Regions from separate parts of the Homo sapiens genome. Here region 2 is linked to region 1. Evidence: read pairs that join two places in POLR2A ChIA-PET (ENCODE). Cell type or tissue: OCI-LY7. All regions are shown on one strand. Each heading gives the region's core, and the rest is flanking DNA. Links, peaks and the distances in the headings are about the cores only.

The links. Peaks named below come from ENCODE experiments on the same cell type or tissue, not always from the same donor. Only the 100,000 strongest peaks of a DNase experiment are listed, where the experiment ranks them.
Region 2: POLR2A ChIA-PET joins it to region 1 with 5 read pairs; 1 of 35 experiments calls an interaction of 5 or more read pairs at or near these places.

What each region holds. Positions count from the first base shown.
Region 1 is chr17:74,911,540-74,915,922 of GRCh38, forward strand. No RefSeq gene overlaps it. Among named protein-coding and RNA genes, the nearest start is that of USH1G, 9.5 kb to the right of the region's middle. In OCI-LY7, for the core only: no CTCF peak of the experiment used is centred there; a DNase peak (open chromatin) is centred at 2,362.
Region 2 is chr17:75,075,191-75,079,573 of GRCh38, forward strand. It overlaps the pseudogene TRIM80P. Among named protein-coding and RNA genes, the nearest start is that of SLC16A5, 11 kb to the right of the region's middle. RefSeq lists enhancers at 3,156-3,385, 3,243-4,383. In OCI-LY7, for the core only: CTCF peaks have their summits at 2,658 (motif pointing right) and 2,859; DNase peaks (open chromatin) are centred at 2,411 and 2,661; H3K4me3 peaks cover 467 bases.

The DNA.
Region 1 (4,383 bases), core at 384-4,383:
CCCGGGGCAAGCACCAGCTCATGTCATCACCCTCACTGAGCCCCGGGTACGTTTAACCATTGAGGGCCAGGAAATTGACTTCCTCCTGGACACTGGCGTGGCCTTCTCAGTGTTAATCGTTAATCTCCTGTCCTGGATGACTGTCCTCAAGGTCCATTACCATCTGAGGAATCCTGGGACAGCCTGTAACCAGGTAGTTCTCCCACCTCCTCAGTCGTAATTGGGAGACTTTGCTCTTTTCACATGCCTTTCTTGTTATGCCTGAAAGTCCCACACCCTTATTAGGGAGGGATATATTGTCCAAGGCTGGAGCTATTATCTACATGAATATGGGGAACAAGTTACCCATTTGTTGTCCCCTACTTGAGGAGGGAATCAACCCTGAAGTCTGGGCACTGGAAGGACAACTTGGAAGGGCAAAAAAATGCCTGCCCAGTCCAAATCAGGTTAAAAGATCCCACCACTTTTCCTTATCAAAGACAATATCCCTTAAGGCCTGAAGCCCATAAAGGATTACAGAATATTGTTAAACGTTTAAAGGCTCAAGGCTTAGTAAGGAAATGCAGCAGTCCCTGCAACACCCCAATTCTAGGAGTACAAAAACTGAAAGGTCAGTGGAGACTAGTGCAAGATCTTAGACCCATCAATGAGGCAGTAATTCCTCTATATCCAGTTGTACCCAACCCCTATACCCTGCTCTCTCAAATACCAGAGGAAGCAGAATGGTTCATGGTTCTGGACCTCAAGGATGCCTTCTTCTGTATTCCCCTGCACTCTGACTCCCAGTTTCTCTTTGCCTTTGAGGATCCCACAGACCACACATCCCAACTTACATGGACGGTATTGCCCCATGGGTTTAGGGATAGCCCTCATCTGCTTGGTCAGGCACTGGCCCAAGATCTAGGCCATCTCTCAAGTCCAGGCACTCTGGTCCTTCAATATGTGGATGATTTACTTTTGGCTACCAGTTCGGAAGCCTCATGCCAGCAGGCTACTCTAGATCTCTTGAACTTTCTAGCTAATCAAGGGTACAAGGTGTCTAGGTCGAAGGCCCAGCCTTGCCTACAGCAGGTCAAATATCTAGGCCTAATCTTAGCCAGAGGCACCAGGGCCCTCAGCAAGGAACCAATACAGCCTATACTGGCTTATCTTCACCCTAAGACATTAAAACAATTAAGGGAGTTCCTTGGAATTACCGGCTTTTGCTGACTATGGATCCCCAGATACAGCAAGATAGCCAGGTCCCTCTATACTCTAATCAAGGAAACCCAGAAGGCAAATACTCATCTAGTAGAATGGGAACCAGAGGCAGAAACATCCTTCAAAACCTTAAAGCAGGCCCTAGCACAAGCTCCAGCTTTAAGCCTTCCAACAGGACAAAATTTCTCTTTATACGTCACAGAGCAGGGATAGCTCTTGGAGTCCTTACTCAGACTCGTGGGACAACCCCACAACCAGTGGCATACCTAAGTAAGGAAATTGATGTAGTAGCAAAAGGCTGGCCTCACTGTTTAACGGTAGTTGCAGCAGTGGCCATCTTAGTGTCAGAGGCCATCAAAATAATACAAGGAAAAGATCTCACTGTATGGACTACTCATGATGTAAATGGCATACTATGTGCCAAAGGAAGTTTATGGCTATCAGACAACTGCCTACTTAGATACCAGGAGCTACTCCTTGAGGGACTGGTGCTTCAAATATGCACATGCGTGGCCCTCAACCCTGCCACTTTTCTCCCAGAGGATGGGGAACCAATCGAGCATGACTTTTATGGTCCAGACTTATGCCACCCGAGATGATCCCTTAGAAGTCCCCTTAGCTAATCCTGACCTTAACCTATATACCAATGGAAGTTCATTTGTGGAGAATGGGATATGAAGGGCAGGTTACGCCATAGTGAGGTAACCATACTTGAAAGTAAGCCTCTTCCCCCAGGGACCAGGGCCCAGTTAGCAGAACTAGTGGCACTTACCTGAGCCTTAGAACTGGGAAAGGGGAAAAAGAATAAATGTGTGCGGACTTGGAGAAACTTTACGTCTAGCTAAGGGATTGTAGATACACCAATCAGCACTCTGTGTCTAGCTCAAGGTTTGTAAATGCACCAATCAGCACTCTGTGTCTAACTCAAGGTTTGTGAATGCACCAATCAGCACTCTGTATCTGGCTAATCTGGAGGGGACTTGGAGAAGCTTTATGTCTAGCTAAGGGATTGTAAATACACCAACCAGCACTCTGTGTCTAGCTCAAGGTTTGTAAATACACCAATCAGTGCTTTTCGTCTAGCTAATCTAGTGGGGAGTTGGAGAACTTCTGTGTCTAGCTCAGGGATTGTAAACACACCAATCAGCACCCTGTCAAAACAGACCAATCAGCCCTCTGTAAAACAGCCCAATCAGCTCTCTGTGAAATGGACCAATCAGCAGGATGTGGGTGGGGCCAGATAAAGGAATAAAAGCAGGCTGTCCAAGCAGCACTGGTAACCCGCTGGGGTCCCCTTCCACACTGTGGAAGCTTTGTTCTTTCACTATTTGCAATAAATCTTGCTGCTTCTCACTCTTTGGGTCTGCACCGCCTTTATGAGCTGTAACACTCACTGCGAAGGTCTGCAGCTTCACTCCTGAGGCCAGCGAGACCATGAACCCACCGGGAGGAATGAACGACTCTGGACGGGAGGAAAAAACAACTCCAGATGCACCACCTTAAGAGCTGTAACACTCACCGCGAAGGTCTGCAGCTTCACTCCTGAAGCCAGCGAGACCACGAACCCACCAGAAGGAAGAAACTCCAAACACATCCGAACATCAGAAGGAACAAACTCCGGACATGCTGCCTTTAAGAATTGTAACACTTACCGTGAGGGTCTGCAGCTTCGTTCTTTAAGTCAGTGAGACCAAGAACCCACCAATTTCGCATACACTGGGACCACAAGTGCACACCACCAACCAGGTTAATTTTTAAATGTTTTGTAGAGATAGGGTCTTGCCACGTTGCCCAGGCTGGTCTGGAACTTCTGGGTTCAAACAATCCACTCACCTCTACCTCCCAAAGTGCTAAAACGTCCCTTTTTTTTTTTTTTTTTTTTTTTGAGACGGAGTCTCGCTCTGTCGCCCAGGCTGGAGTGCAGTGGCGCAATCTCGGCTCACTGCAAGCTCTGCCTCCCGGGTTCACACCATTCTCCTGCCTCAGCCTCCCAAGTAGCTGGGACTACAGGCGCCCACCACCACGTCAGGCTAATTTTTTGTATTTTTAGTAGAGACAGAGTTTCACCATGTTAGCCAGGATGGTTTCGATCTCCTGACCTCGTAAATGTCCCTATTCTTGATCTAAATCTTTAGGGAAATGAGTCATGAAAGTTGAGCCCCTACCATGTAATATTTTCTCCTCTTTGCTTGTGTTGAACATCCCCACAGGCTCCCTGGAGCAGCTCCTGCTCCTGGCACCCCAGGCTTCTGCCCTGGAGCCACACTGACCCATGGAGCCCCTCATCCTGCTGCCTCTGGTTCATCTCTGCTGGGATGCCAAAGTGCCCCTCGGCTCTCTGTCTTGTCATTCCTCACCCGTGTCCTCTTCTGGACCATCGCGGCAAGGACCAGTGAGTCTTTCCTGAGGTGGGTGCAGTGACCAGGATGGCCAAAGAAGCCGCAGGGAGGTGCGCCCCCAGGGCATGGCTGGTGGAATCCTGTTGTGTTAGCGCCCTTGGCAGCCTGAGTGTGAGGAGAGCATGGCAGCAGCCAGAGACCCGCGTTCTGGGTCTGACTCTTCCCCTCTGTGGGCCTCAGTTTTTCCATCTGTAAAGTGGAGGGAGGTGGCTTGGAACCCCTGGATGGTTGCTAGGCAACCTTCCTGCACCAACATCCTGGGGACCTTTCTGATTGATGCTGAGGGAAGGGAACTGTCTTGAACTCCCTTTGGCAGAAGAAACTGGCCCAGCAGCTTAGGCAATGGAGCAAGATGACTCCAGGGCCCTTCCTCAGACCTGACTGAGAAAACAGAGCCCACTAGGCACCAGCTTATGGAGGAGACTCACCCCTGGGAGAAAGCAGGGCTTCAAATCAGGCTGCCCACGAGCTGCCTGCGGTGATGAGGGACATGGAGACCCCTCTGGGCCTCTGGAGGGCCCTCATGGAGACCCCTCCAGAGGCCCAGAGCCCAGGTGACAGGCAGCAGCCTCCTGGAGTATGTTTCTGCCCATCTCTGGAAAAACCCAGGTAGGCACTGGTGGGAAGAGAGAACATGCATCCTCCTGCCCTCCGTAGCTGCAGGCCCTGGCAACAAGCCTGGAGGCTCAGCCATCCTCCTTGCTCAGGGGGACTCTCCTGCCCTAGTTCTCAGCCCTGCCTCTCCACCAGCTCCTAATTCTGGGCTGAGCTAGGAGAGCAGGTA
Region 2 (4,383 bases), core at 120-4,119, 160 kb after region 1:
CTCCATCTCAAAAAAAAAAAACCACAAAACACACACACACACACACACACAGCCGGGTGCGGTGGCTCACGCCTGTAATCCCAGCACTTTGGGAGGCCGAGGCGGACAGATCACCCGAGGTTGGCAGTTCGAGACCACCCTGACCAAACATGGAGAAACCCCGTCTCTACTAAAAATACAAAAATTAGCTGGGTGTGGTGGCACATGCCTGTAATCCTGACTGCTCAGGAGGCTGAGGCAGGAGAATTGCTTGAACCCAGGAGGCGGAGGTTGCGGTGAGCCGGAGATTGCGCCACTGCACTCCAGCCTAGGCAACAAGAGCGAAACTCCGTCTCAAAAACACACACACACACACACACACACACACACACACACACAGATCAGCCTTTAGGGTGCATCACTGTGTCCATTCCCCTGCCTCAGGGAGCCTCCCCATTCCAGGTCTTCTGTCTTGAGCTTGCACGAACACCCTTGGCTTTCTCCACTTCAGAGCTCAGCCTTACCCTAACTTTCCTGCCTTGGTTTTCCTGGAACACATGGGATTCCAGGCATCTAGCACAGCCTAAGTTTCTCCAGACTTCCCTGGATCATGGCTGAGAGTGAGACCAGAACAATCTGTATAGCCTGGATTGAAATCCCTTTTCCAGCCCAGGAGGTGGAGGTTGCAGTGACCCAAGACTGCACCATTGCACTCCAGCCTGGGCAACAAACTAAGACTCTGTCTCAAAAAAAGAAAAAAAAAAAGAATCGTGAAATCCCTTTTCCTTCCCCAATCCTGGCCTGGCCCTGAAGCCTGGACTGATGCTGCTGTAAGTAGCGGGTGGGGCCAAGCAGCAGCCTTTTCTGGACGGTGCCTGGAGTTGCCCAAACCCTGTGCTTGGGAACTCCAGCTTCCTTTAAGCTGCCATCACACCCTGGGCAGACATCTAGGGCAACTGCTCACTTTGTCCCCTGTGCACAATGGGAAGCATTTGGCAATGGCTTTTACTAAGCAGTTCAAGGCACAACAAAAATCCTCCCATCATTTTCTGAAAATCCCCTTTGCCTAATGCACACTAGGCCACAGTGGCCAAGCCCTTGGCAAAGCCCTGACCTCTGATGTCCAAATAGCTAGGAGGAGGGAAAGGAGATGCCCAGGTTTGGAAAGGGGAAGCTTCTGCTCCACCGGCCCATGGTTCTGGAGGCCTCTGGGCCTGTGGCATCGGCCTAGGTCCTGGCTAACAGGTGGTACCTCTGGCCCCTCCCTGCATCCAGGGGTTCCTCCGACTGAAGCAGTTCTCAGCCTGCATGGAACCCCTGATGGGCATCAACTGTGAGGAAACGCAGAGCTTCCCCCAGCTGCCAGAGACCCTGGCTGAGCTCTGGATGCGGCTGCTGGACATGGGCCTCAGCTTCTTTAACCAGCTCTCAAAGTTCTGGGATTACAGGATTACAGGCGTGAGCCACCGCGCCTGGCCTTTTTTTTTTTTTTTTTTTTTTGAGACAGACTCTCGCTCTGTCTCCCAGGCTGGAGTGGAATGGCGCCATCTCGGCTCACTGCAACCTCCCCCTCCTGGGTACAAGTGATTCTCCTGCCTCAGCCTCCCGAGTAGCTGGGACTACAGGTGCCTGCCACCATGTCTTGCCAATTTTTTTGTATTTTTATTAGAGATGGAGTTTCACCATGTTGGTCAGGCTGGTCTTGAATTCATGACCTCAAGTGATCCGTCCGCCTTGGCCTCCCAAAGTGCTGGGATTACAGGCGTGAGCCACCTCGCTGGGCCCCCACTCAGTCTTGTGTGCCTGAACAAATACAAAGGGAGACGATGTTAGGGTCTGATGGCGGGGGAGGAGGGCGACCTGGGGCAGCACCCACTCACCCTCCAGGCTGTGTCTGAGCAGCGGGCTGAGTTTGGGGACAGGAGCGTGGGTGGAAGCATCCCCTGACTTGTATGCAAATGCCTTGCAAGCCAGCGTCCTGCCCTGGAGGCTGCTGACCCTGCTTCCCCACCTCCACCCGCCAGGTTACTGCAACCTGAACTTTGACCCCGCCACCGCCGGCGACGAGCTGTTCCAGCTCTAGGAGACCCGCTGGGTGCTGAACCTGGGGATCCTCCTGGAGCCCCTGACAGGGGGCGGCCCCTTCCCGGGCTTCAAGCAGTGACCGCAGATGCTGTGCTCGCGCGGCCTGTCCGAGGGCCGCCACTAGGACGGGAGGTGGAGGTGTCCAACTCGTGGGTGTGCCTGGGCGTCACCTACCCCCGCAGCTCCCCGCTCGGCGGCCGCCCGAGCCGCAGCGTGGTCTACCTGCTGGGCCGCAACCCCTTCTCGTGGTGCCTGGAGTGGGACGACAACGCGCAGACCGTGCTGCACGGCGCCTACCACCGCACGCTGGGCGTGGCGCTCGACTGCGACGCCGGCGGCTTGTCCTTCTACGGCCTGGCGGGTGGCGCCAGCCTCTTCTACCGCTTCCTGGCAGCCTTCCTCGAGCCGCTCTACCCCGCGGTCATGGTCAGCAGCGGCGCCTCGGCCACGCTCAAGCGGCGCCCGGAGCCCGCGCCGCCCGTGACAGCACCCCATAAATAAACCTGGACTTATCTAAGCGCTGGCTGGCGCGCCAGGACGGTTCCCGGCCCTGCGCCATCCCACCTCCCAAAACGCAGGCGACCCTTTCTCGCCACAGCCACAGGAGGGCTCTAATCCGGCTAGAGTTCCCCCAGGCACTGGGGACAGTCCCGTGGCCTTGTGGGTGGGGGATTCCTGACTGCGGTGCACAGCCCACTCCCAAACCCCATCCCAGCAGCGTCCTCTGGCCTTGGTTCTCCAGGCTGGTCTTGGCCGCTTGGCACTGGGGCCTGTGCCAAAGGCCTTGTCGTCTGAGAGGGGGCAAGGTTTGGGCCAGGTGGTCAGACTGAGAGGTGGCGCCAGCTGGATTGGGGTACGGGTGGGCTGTCTGAGTGGCTTCATTGTCGCCTGAGAGGTTAAACTGGAGGAGCCCAGGCCTACCTCAGATCCAAAAATGTTGGGCTGGGGACCCAAGCCCAGGCAGGGGTGGGGCTGCTGCCCAGAGCAGAGCTGCTCACTCAGCTGGTGTTTTACAGCCCAGAGGGGGTGTGACACTATCGCGGGTGAGTAAACCTTAAACCCCCTCCACCCTGCTGAGTGCTGCTGAAAGCTGCTCCCCCATCCCCAGCCATCACCAACCCACTCAGCTCCCAGAAGGTAGCACTGCTCACAGCAGAGGGGCTACGTCCATATCCAGGCCTCTGCCATGCGACCAGAGGCTGAATCCAGGCCGAGACCCTGCCAGGGGACCCTGGCCAGGCCATGACTGAGAACTCAGCTCCTCTGTCTGGGGAAGCGGAAGATTTGGGTGCACCATGGAGCCACCTCCACATTTCCAGCCTCAACCAGCCACTTGTTCCTGTGGCTTCTCAAGCAAGGGTTCTCAGCGAGGTTAATGATTGGCTCTGAAGAGGAACTGATACAAATCACTGAAGAAAAAAATCCCAAGGGCAACGAATTCCAGAACCAGCCCACGCGGTGCCCCAGGGGTGTTCCTGAATTCCGTCTCCACCTGGCCTGTTCCGGGAAAAATTAGTGACCCGGTTTTTCCTTCAAGGTGGTCATTTTGGAGCCAGGAGGGCACAGGGGGAGCAGAGTGTTCTCTGAAGGTTGGTGGGGGCGGGGGGGCTCCTCTGAGGAAGCCCTGGCTACAGCCTCGTGGTAGCCTTTCTCCCTGGAGCCTTCGCTCAGCTCTGAGCCCAGTGACTCATTCCCCACAGGCTGCTGCCCCTGTGAAGTAAGGAATGAGCTCGAATTCTTTGCCCCTTATTAAAAGACCTTTTACCCAAAATCCACATCTTGCCTCCCCACCCCACAGTCTTCCTCCTGGCACCAGTGGCCACAGGCTTCTGCAGAGGAGCGCTCAGGTCAGGAAATGCTGAAAAGGTGAGTGCATGACCCAAGTGGGTAGCAGCAGCCGCATACATCTCAGAGTCTTCCCACATCACGGGGCTGGCAAGGACAGGGGCTTCCTCGCCAAGTCCTCCCCGCTCTGAAAGACACTTGGTGGCAGGATGGTGCGTGACACCCTCAGGCACACATCCAAATGTCCCGGGGATGATACTTGCTCTCAAACAGCTGTTCCTTATTTGGGGGAGTCCTGGGCCCCCATAGGTCCGCAATGGTGGTCCTGAGGGTCCTGAAACTCTTTTCAGTATTTCCACGAGCCAGATGGCAAGCAGGCCTGTGCTTTCAAGGAGGCAGGTTAGCAAACCGAATGTCAGGGTGTCTGGTCTCTGCCTGGCCTGTTCCTGGAGAAATTAGTGACCCAGGTTTCAGCCTGTGCTTCATGGGGGAAAACATCACAGGGCGGGCAGGCGTGGTGGCGCATGCCTCTAA